Regions from separate parts of the Homo sapiens genome. Here region 2 is linked to region 1. Evidence: read pairs that join two places in POLR2A ChIA-PET (ENCODE). Cell type or tissue: Panc1. All regions are shown on one strand. Links, peaks and the distances in the headings refer to the core of each region. The heading gives the core; the rest is flanking DNA.

The links. ChIA-PET counts read pairs that join two places held together with the same protein. Peaks named below come from ENCODE experiments on the same cell type or tissue, not always from the same donor. Only the 100,000 strongest peaks of a DNase experiment are listed, where the experiment ranks them.
Region 2: POLR2A ChIA-PET joins it to region 1 with 6 read pairs; 2 of 35 experiments call an interaction of 5 or more read pairs at or near these places.

Annotation. Positions count from the first base shown.
Region 1 is chr6:128,498,135-128,503,528 of GRCh38, forward strand. The region is part of intron 1 of PTPRK (protein tyrosine phosphatase receptor type K); the gene reads right to left. Among named protein-coding and RNA genes, the nearest start is that of PTPRK, 20 kb to the right of the region's middle. In Panc1, for the core only: no CTCF peak of the experiment used is centred there; no DNase peak of the experiment used is centred there; H3K27ac peaks cover 1,301 bases.
Region 2 is chr6:127,663,991-127,669,384 of GRCh38, forward strand. LINC02536 (long intergenic non-protein coding RNA 2536) reads left to right here. Exons shown (of 4, transcript XR_001743853.2): 2 at 502-642; 3 at 1,353-1,471. Among named protein-coding and RNA genes, the nearest start is that of LINC02536, 2.8 kb to the left of the region's middle. In Panc1, for the core only: no CTCF peak of the experiment used is centred there; no DNase peak of the experiment used is centred there.

The DNA.
Region 1 (5,394 bases), core at 286-5,285:
CTTTTTCTGTCAAGAATGTTAAAAAGACAAATCACAGCCTAGCTTCCATTCCAAGCATTCTCCCATCCAAACTACGGACAGTTTCCAGTTTCAAAACAGAACCCTTCTCAACCTGGGCTCCTGGATACTGAGGGGACTTTTCAGGCTTGCCCCTTGTTGATGCAGCCCAGAGAATCTACATTTGGAATATTTATTTAAGAAACCTCATTACTTGGAAGAATACTGGCTTTTCTTGCCCACTTAAACGAACCAGCTCCCTCCAACCCATGGGGGAGACGTTTACTCAGTTCAATAAACAGCACTTGGCAAAGAGCCCTTCCTCTACTTTATTTGCATCCCAATATCCTCTTCTGCTTTTAGCAAGATGAGGCTAAGGGAATGCTGGAGAACAGTGGCATCAATGCTCCTCTGTCCAGATAACTGTCTGATCCTCTAAAGGTTGAGAACTATGTCTAAGTATGACAATGTGCATAACTCAAAGTCTTCAGGATATATACTGAATTATAAGGTTATGCCACACTGATACATAAAATGTAAAATATATATTTTTATGATTATATTTTGGATTAGGCCACAGAATAAATATGGAATAAAAACATATATCTTGACAAAAAATTCAGCTGGATACCCACATAGATAGATAAATAGAATGAATGGCAGAGAGAGAGAAGACAGGCAGCGGACAGCTACTCTGCTAGCTATTTTCAATTACTGAAATATCTCTACTCACAAGTTTTACAGTTGATTGGAGGTTTTGTGTATCTTTTTTATTCCTTTGTTGTTGTTAAGTCTTGGATATATTTTTATTGGTCAAAATTATTTCAATGTTCCATTGAGTATCACAATAGGTATTTCAACGTAAATTTTAAATCGAGTTTTATTTACATAGTGTTATTTTGTTTTAAAATCAAAATGCAGCTTTATTTGAAGACAAATGTGAATAATGAGTTCATACAGGTATGTCCAAAGTACATTTGCCTTCCATTGCTTTTGTCAAGAGTAATACCAAAATAGGAAAAGTAAATAAAAAAAAAACCTTAGCTTTATTCACAACATCCTGTCATAAAGAAGAAACAAAAGACTGTGTAAAAAGTACTCAACAGGACTGATCTCTACAAGTGAAAACACTGAACTGTAAATCTTCAGGTTCGAAAAATATTTTAAAAGACAATCCAGTCTTCCTAAGTCAAACCCAGTAGTCAATTAGTATTTGAAGGGCCAAAGGGCAAGGCATTACAATCATAGTAACTTACATATGTGTAGCTCAATTTGGAAAAGAATATCCAACATAAATTACCCAGTTTGATTCTCACAACCCTGTAAATATCCAGAAATTATACACGAATTGAGGATAAGGAAACAGGCTATATAAGTTAAATTACTCATTTACCAAATTACGCAAACTCTATGCTCTTTGCACTGTACCAGGAAGTGCCACGACATAATAGTTAAGAGAAAAAACTTGGAGCTTATAAAGTTGTGTGAATAGGATTTATAGCAAACATTGTATGAGAGAAGTATAGTAACTTTCCCATATTTTTGGCCAGACCCACAGTTAGAAATTCTTTTTGCATTGTGACTCAGTACACAGACATATAAGGATACATAAATCTATTCCATTAAAACCAAAGTTTCATGAAACAATACTTCTCTCTTCCTCTACAAAATGTATGATTACCTTTGTTATTGTTTTTGTTATATTCTATTTCATGGTTGGTCTGGTTTTCTTCCTTAAGCTGGTTGCTACCTACTGAATTGAATTCGGTACCCACCAAATGGGTGGTTACATACAATTTGAAAATAATGAGCTGATACTTAGCTCAATGCTAGGACCAGTAAACACTAAAATGTTAGTTATTGAAAATAATTTTTAAAGTTATGTCCCTATAGGTTGGTGGACTCAAAACACTCAAAAGGGATACAATGTTTACCTCTGAAATACTCAGGCAAGACATGTAAATGGCCCAGAGAAACATACACCAATGGCTTCAGTTTCTGATGCAGAGGCAGGTAAAATCCTGATGCTCATGTATTGTTGTCATTATGTCATCAGGCTGCAGTGAAGGAGTGGCTAAATATAGTGAGACATGAACTAAAAATCTTTATCAGGCCCTGCTGAATAAACAGAATGTTGAAATAGAGAGTAATACAAATTAGAAGTTGTCAGAAACAGATGCTCTAAAAATGGGTCATCCTAGTTAATACAATCATGTGATTAACTGAAAATTTGGGGGGGGGAGTCTCATTTCAATCACTGTGGCCACTACTGGTAAGCTTTCCAGCCTTATGAATTACAATTTACCCAGCATAATTACATTTTTGATTATGCTTAGCTAATTCAGCCATCACTCTGAATATCAATTAATTGTTAAAGTATTATAGGCATAAAGGTAAGAGATTGAGTTTAACGTCTACTGATCACAGGTCACACAGAAGAGATTGCTCTTTAAAAATAAATCCCTGAGAGTTTATATGAACATATGTCTTTTTCCTATTATATAACCATTTAAGTACAGGAAACAATCGACTTAGTGCTACACCTTTATTAATTCTGAATATTATTTGTCTCTATGTCTTCTCCCACTTGGTTTCCTCAAGGAGAAAGAGTACTAACTGAGAAGAGTTAAAAATCTACATTTTGTTTTGCACAGTCTGAGGAATCTTTATTATGAAATCTATACTCTGTTGCCCGGGCTAAGTGCAGTGGCATAATCTCAGCTCACTACAACCTCCGCCTCCTGGGCTCAAGCAATCCTCCTGCCTCCCAGGTAGGCTGGGACTAGCCCGGGCTAAGTGCAGTGGCATAATCTCGACTTATTGCAACCTCCACCTCCTGGGCTCAAGCAATCCTCCTGCCTCAGCCTCCCAGGTAGGCTGGGACTACAGGTGTGTGCAACCACACCCAGCTAATTTTTGTATTTTTAATAGAGACAGGGTTTCACCACGTTGACCAGGCTGGTCTCAAACTCCTGACCTCAAATGATCCATCTGCCTCAGCCTGCCAAAGTGCTGGATTACAGGCATGAGCCACTGTGCCCAGCCTGAAATCTATGTTTAAACTGTAAAGTTTGGAATGCTTCCAAATTCTTGAAATTGTTCATATATAAGGGAAAGTAAATTTTTTTCCTGCTACAAGATAAAAGATTTTATATAAGATATACAAAGAGAAATCATATGGAGAAAATCCATTTTCCCAAAATAAGTCATAAGTCACTTGGGGACTGTCAGCACTTTGTCATATATTACTAAACTCAAATCACACACACACACACACACACACACACCCTTCCCATTAAAAGGGAAAAAATACATATACAACATATTCACAATCTGCCAATTTCAAGAACTTTCTTACAATATGCCTTAAAATGTGAATATCTTAGTTTTAGACACTAGGTTTTTTGTGGGCGGAGCCTAACAAAGGCATGTGGAGCACAGGAATTTCCATTTAGCGCTACATTAATCTTACATGACATTTTTTGGAACATGAAATATTTTTGTCCTATATAAACAAATATTATAAGAGCATATGTTAAAACAACATTCCACTTTTCTAACACTGATAGAGATTAAATAATGAAAGAATTTTAAAACTCAAGTGAAATAATCAAAAGTAACTTTAGCTAACAAATAGTAATAACTGCTTAAAAGTAACTGATAATTCAGTAGAAAATAATGATAAAAGACCATTAAATCAAAGCCCAAATGCAGTATTAAGATGAAAAAACATGCTTTATATTTAATAATGTATATTTTGTAGATGTTAACAATTTCACATACATACACCCAAAATTAAAATCCATCAAAGTGGCAATGTATAGCAGAATTGGATGAAAATCTACCTACTTTTACAGACATGTTGATTCTTCCAATATTTCTGAATAACTTAAATATTGGGTGCTCTTGTGAGCCACGGGAGGTTTGTTAGTACAAAGATGATGTAGTAATTTACAAGCTACATTTACTGAAAACCCACTACCTACTGTGTAGTATTTGGGAAAGATGGTGTTTAGCATGAAAAATGTCCATAGTTCAAAGACATTGAAAAGTTTACCTTTTATATAGTCCTAGCAGTGCTCTAAGTTAACAGGACTTAAAGAGAGCTTGAATAGTCATATCAGCACCTGAGACCAAAGAGAGTCAATCCTGTATAGTGGGGAAACTTGAGTTAAACAGAAAAACAGTCTTCTTCTTGGGGATTTATTCCTGAGATTAAGCTCCACAGTGGATGCACCAAAGCCTTCTGACATCAACATTTTGTGTCAACGAACCTAAAGTTTCTTGATAACTAAACCCCTGCCAGGGAGTTTCAAAATGGACCAGGTTTTCTTACACTAAACTGTTCAATTAGGAAAGTGTTATAGAAAGATCCCATAATTAAAGAGGATTATCTCACTGGATTCCTCACACCCATATGCCAAATTATAAGGCATGGAGTAGTGGGCTGGGCTGAAACCAGCCTATACCAGCTCCTGAAAGTCAGTTGCTAAAATGTTCAGGAATTTTGTGGGCCAGTTATTAGTCACAACCATTATTTAAAATTAAATTATATAAACTTACAGCTAAATAAATTATATTAAAAACAGAGGTAATAAATCAAAACTTATCACTTTCTAATTATTTTACTATTAATTATATTTGCAGGATATTTACTTCTCTTGTATCTGTATGGTGGAAGTACTAAATAAGGGTGTGTTACTATGCATCTCTTCCTAATTTTGTGTTCAGTGATGTCACATTGGTCCTTTGAATTCAGCCATGGTGGTAGTATTTATACCATGGAAACTGGCAAGTGCTAAAACCTGAACTTTGGCCAGGCATGGTGGCTCACATCTGTAATCTCAGCACTTTGGGAGTCCAAGGCAGGCAGATCACGAGGTCAGGAGTTCGAGACCAGCCTGGCCAACGTGGTGAAACCCCCGCCTCTACTAAAAATACAAAAATTAGCCGGGCGTATGGCATATGCCTGTAATCTCAGCTACTCAGGAGGATGAGGCAGGAGAATCACTTGAAGCCAGGAGGCAGAGGTTGCAGTGAGCCGAGATCGCGCCACTGCACTCCAGCCTAGGCAACAGAGCGAGACTCCATCTCAAAACAAACAAATAAAACCTGAACTTTTTGGCTTGAGAGCTGATTATTAAACATTTACCACCATCGCTATTACTTCCTCATTTTCCCAAGTACATTTTGTGCCCATTCATAAGGATTTTGCCAATTGATGGCCTGATCCGAGAAACTTAACTAATCACCCAGGAGTGAGTGACTGTACTTTCTCCACGTCCTGATGGCACTTTTTGTACCTCCCACTCTTAATTATATCTTACTTATTTCTAGATCTTCTAAATAGTCTGTAAGGTCATTAAGTGCAGGGACTTAGTCAACTAAATCATTTTG
Region 2 (5,394 bases), core at 268-5,267, 830 kb before region 1:
CAGGGGAGGGCAGCTGCTTTTGTGGTCAATGTCCTCTTTGTTCAAGCAATAGGTCTTTTAATGCACTCACGAACTACACTCGCAAACTCTTTATGTATCTTGAATTAATTGCCCAGTCAAAAAACAATTTTTCCCATTCAGTCGTTTGATCATACTTGTCCGAATTTACCACAACTATTTACTTAGTTTGATGGCCTTCATATTAAATTAAAGAATGAGTAGAGCCCAGAGAGCCTAAATTTATAGTGATTAATATTTTCACTTGCCAGAGGCCTGAAAGAGTATCTTGCTTCAAGTAGATGTGTACTGGGAATTTCCTGGCTGAAGCCAATTGACATCCATGAGTTAGGTTTGCATTCCTTAGCAACGCGCTCTGACATTTCATTGCTTTGACTTTCCTAGTGCTTTACCAGCTTTATGAATGATGGATGAGCATTCCTTTAAAGTCTTATCTATCCTGTGTGTCCTTGACCTAACACTTTGTATCGATGGATATTTCAGCTTCTCCTTGATGGCAGGATTGATCATCACAACCCTTTTCTGACAATTGACCTAGGAGCACAGGAGGCAAAGAATAATTGACAGAAGGTATAGAATTACAACCTTGACAGCCAACATTATCTACAGAAGAAGGAGAAACAGGTAGATCCGAGAATAATCAATGCCTAGGAGGAACCAGAAATGATAGGACAATATAGATACATAGAAAAAGACCCAACTAAAGAGTTTTAGACCAAAAATAAGCATGTAGTTCAAAGGACAGTGGTCAGCTGAAATACGATAAAGTGTATACAGTAAGTTACAAATCTTGGAAATATTATGTAAACTGTTTGGAAAGGAAGTCAGAATCTTCAAAGAATCTGATAACGCAGAGCAAGATAGTACAAAATTAGTTCAGCTCTTCAGATATACCAATATCAGAAACCTGAGGGACATTTATTGACTATTGATTACAGGATGACTTAATTGTTAGATAAACTTCTCCACCTGTGAGAATCATCTTCTGAATTTCCTGTCTGAATGGGAAAAAGATCTAGTACATGATTAATATTTGATCTGCAAGTAGATAGGTTTGTATACTTCTGATATCAAACTTTGAATCATGTGTGTGTATCTGCATCCAAACTAGAGCCTTGATTTAGAACAATTTCTGGCTCTCCCAGATTTACTGTACTTTCCCACATTTAATGTATTCCATTCACTTGCTTGAGGAATAAATTAATTGTACTTGCAGAATTCTTCATTTTACCCAATCCTTTAATTTAAATAGTGAAAAAATCATCTTTGATAGCCCACTTCTAAGTTTTAGTTTTTATATAATGCTTTGATGTACTTGATTCTGTATTTTTCAGGAATTTCCTGCTGAGATAATTTACCACCTTCAGAGTATAGACTTGTCTTCTATTAATCTATAGAGGAAAGCTATGCATCCCTCCAGCAAACTATGAATATGTCCAAAAAGTGTTTTCAGGTAGAGCACTGTGATTATTTTAGATGACTGGAATGCACTAAAACATGAATTCCACTCTATTGAATATTTAAAAACCCACTTAGAGCTTCTGTCTATGGCATTTGTATATTTTCAATATCTGTGACTGTAAGCTATAATTTAGGTCCCTTAATTTCCAGCAATATTTGTACCGGGTACCCTTCAATGATTCTGACCAATGATTAACTTGTACAGTTAACTACTTATTATGAATGTTGAGATGAGAAACAAATCATATCTGTCCTCATAATTGCAAGTTCTTTCACTCAAGCCTGATTAATTTGTAATGTGAATGTGTGAAGAAAAATTCCTTGTCAAGTGTCAAAACAAAGGTTTTAAGAATAAACTTATTTTTGGACAGGCAACCAAAATAATTATACACAATAATCTAAGGAATGGATAAGATTAGCAACTACATGTATTGTAATTTTATTTTGACATCGATTCTCAACATCATATTAGTTATACTTAGGTATTTGTAATTAAAAAGTTGTCAATATTATAGGCATGTCTGTGTACAAGCAGATGAGGATGCACACCTTTACTATAGAAAGAACATGGAGCAAACATTGATGCTGGAATGTCAAGGTTCAGTGACATGTAAGACAATGTATCTCAAGTATGAGATTAATTGTGCACTTCTCTCTGTCAGCTTCAGTTGTTGAATTTGGATTTGAATGATTTCTACAGTATTTCAGAAAATAACTTTTTCATTTATTAATAAAGTGTATTTACAATTTTCACCAAGGAATCTTTGTAAGTATGGTAACCTTCTATTCTGTCATCTTTTATCTTTGGAAATGAAGATCGTAGCTTAAATTGATTAGTCTTCAAAAGGTTTGGCTCATGATTAACTACATTATCAAATTGTATTATGCAAGACTGATGTCAATTTCTCTAATTGGAGCATGAGATCACTTTTAAAATTTATTAAGTGTTTATTTTCCAGTTTATAACCTATTACAACTAATAATTTTAGAGCTGCTGTCTATGGCCTACAGAGTAACACTATTAATATTAATTTCTCCCTTTCAAGTTTATCTTTTCATCTTTTTTATTACCTTTCTTTTCTACTTTTTCCCTTTATTCCCTCCTACAATTAAATGACACAGCCTCTTAGCCTACTAAACCTGGAAAGAAGCTCTTGAGCCATTCACTGTAGCCCTTCCAGAAGGTCTATTCACAAAGCCTGGCTGAAAATTCAGGCTTTACATCTGTGTTAGTCTGAATTCTTCAGAGAAAGAGAAGTCAGTAACTCCTACATGGAGAGCAAGGAAGACATATTTTTCCTAAAGTTTTCTTTATCAGATCACTTCTGACCTTAAGAAAAAGAATATCTAAGGCGAAGTTAATATTCTGACGCCTGCCTAAAAGAGGACGTGTGCTCATAAAGTGCATTCTAGATAGAGAGTAAGTGGATGATATGAAATCTCATATCATATTAAACATGGATCAAATAATTTAACTACTTTAGTAATTACAAGTTCAGAGATGTTACCACAGTCCAAAAATCTAAGAAAGGAGATAAGAGTTCACAGGCAAACTAGATTGACTACCAGTTGAAACTTTTAGTCATTTAAATTGTTGATAGGCACACTCCTAGAGCTTCAGATAGAGCCTCTTTAATGAAAGGTCTCTCATTCCTGAATACTAAATGCTTGCCAGAAAAGAGTTAAAGAATGGCAAGGGAATTCTGCATAGGTAAGTAGAAAGCTTCTGGAGTAATACTAGGTGAGTTTTGAAATAACACCGTTATTTACAACTGGGGATTCTATTTTATTCTTCCCTTTGATTTTTTTTTATATAGTCTTTGGTGAGCTATATTGGCCAATAAAGCTGGAAATGAGATACTAGATATAATAGGTTAGTGAATTTCAGCCTAGGATACAATGTGGCTTTTGAATTCTTTTGCCTCATGTCTTATTTGGATTCCTTTTTTTTATGGAAAAATTTTTTTTTATTATACTTTAAGTTTTAAGGTACATGTGCACAACATGCATGTTAGTTACATATGTATACATGTGCCATGCTGGTGTGCTGCACCCATTAACTCATCATTTAACATTAGGTATATCATCTAATGCTATCCCTCCCCCCTCCCCCCACCCCACAACAGGCCCCGGTGTGTGATGTTCCCCTTCCTGTGTCCATGTGTTCTCATTGTTCAATTCCCACCTATGAGTGAGAACATGCGGTGTTTGGTTTTTTGTCCTTGTGATAGTTTGCTGAGAATGATGGTTTCCAGCTTCATCCATGTCCCTACAAAGGACATGAACTCATCCTTTTTTATGGCTGCATAGTATTCCATGGTGTATATGTGTCACATTTTCTTAATCCAGTTTATCATTGATGGACATTTGGGTTGGTTCCAAGTCTTTGCTATTGTGAATAGTGCCACAATAAACATAGGTATGCATGTGTCCTTATAGCAGCATGATTTATAATCCTTTGGGTATATACCCAGTAATGGGATGGCTGGGTCAAATGGTATTTCTAGTTCTAGATCCCTGAGGAATCCCCACACTGACTTCCACAATGGTTGAACTAGTTTGCAGTCCCAACAACAGTGTAAAAGTGTTCCTATTTCTCCACATCCTCTCCAGCACCTGTTGTTTCCTGACTTTTTAATGATCGCCATTCTAGCTGGTGTGAGATGGTATCTCATTGTGGTTTTGATTTGCATTTCTCTGATGGCCAGTGATGATGGGCATTTTTTCATGCGTCTTTTGGCTGCATAAATGTCTTCTTTTGAGAAGTGTCTGTTCATATCCTTCGCCCACTTTTTGATGGGGTTGTTTGTTTTTTTCTTGTAAATTTGAGTTCATTGTAGATTCTGGATATTAGCCCTTTGTCAGATGAGTAGATTGCAAAAATCTTCTCCCATTCTGTAGGCTGCCTGTTCACACTGATGGTAGTTTCTTTTGCTGTGCAGAAGCTCTTTAGTTTAATTAGATCCCATTTGTCAATTTTGGCTTTTGTTGCCATTGCTTTTGGTGTTTTAGACATGAAGTCCTTGTCCATGCCTATGTCCTCAATGGTGTTGCATAGGTTTTCTTCTAGGGTTTTTATGGTTTCAGGTCTAACATTTAAGTCTTTAATCCATCTTGAATTAATTTTTGTATAAGGTGTAAGGAAGGCATCCAGTTTCAGCTTTCTACATATGGCTAGCCAGTTTTCCCAGCACCATTTATTAAATAGGGAATCCTTTCCCCATTTCTTGTAGTTGTCACGTTTGTCAAAGATCAGATGGTTGTAGATATGTGGTATTATTTCTGAGGGCTCTGTTCTGTTCCATTGGTCTATAACTCTGTTTTGGTACCAGTACCATGCTGTTTTGGTTACTGTAGCCTTGTAGTATAATTTGAAGTCAGGTAGCATGATGCCTCCAGCTTTGTTCTTTTGGCTTAGGATTGACTTGGCAATGCAGGCCCTTTTTTGGTTCCATATGAACTTTAAAGTAGTTTTTTCCAATTCTGTGAAGAAAGTCATTGGTAGCTTGATGGGGATGGCCTTGAATCTATAAATTACCTTGGGCAGTATGGCCATTTTCACGATATTGATTCTTCCTACCCATGAGCATGGAATGTTCTTCCACTTGTTTGTATCCTCTTTTATTTCACTGAGCAGTGGTTTGTAGTTCTTCTTGAAGAGGTCCTTCATGTCCTTTGTAAGTTGGATTCCTAGGTATTATATTCTCTTTGAAGCAACTGTGAATGGGAGTTCACTCATGATTTGTCTCTGTTTGTCTGTTATTGGTGTATAAGAATGCTTGTGATTTTTGCACATTGATTTTGTATCCTGAGACTTTGCTGAAGTTGCCTATCAGCTTAAGGAGATTTTGGGCTGAGACAATGGGGTTTTCTAGATATACAATCATGTCATCTGCAAACAGGGACAATCTGACT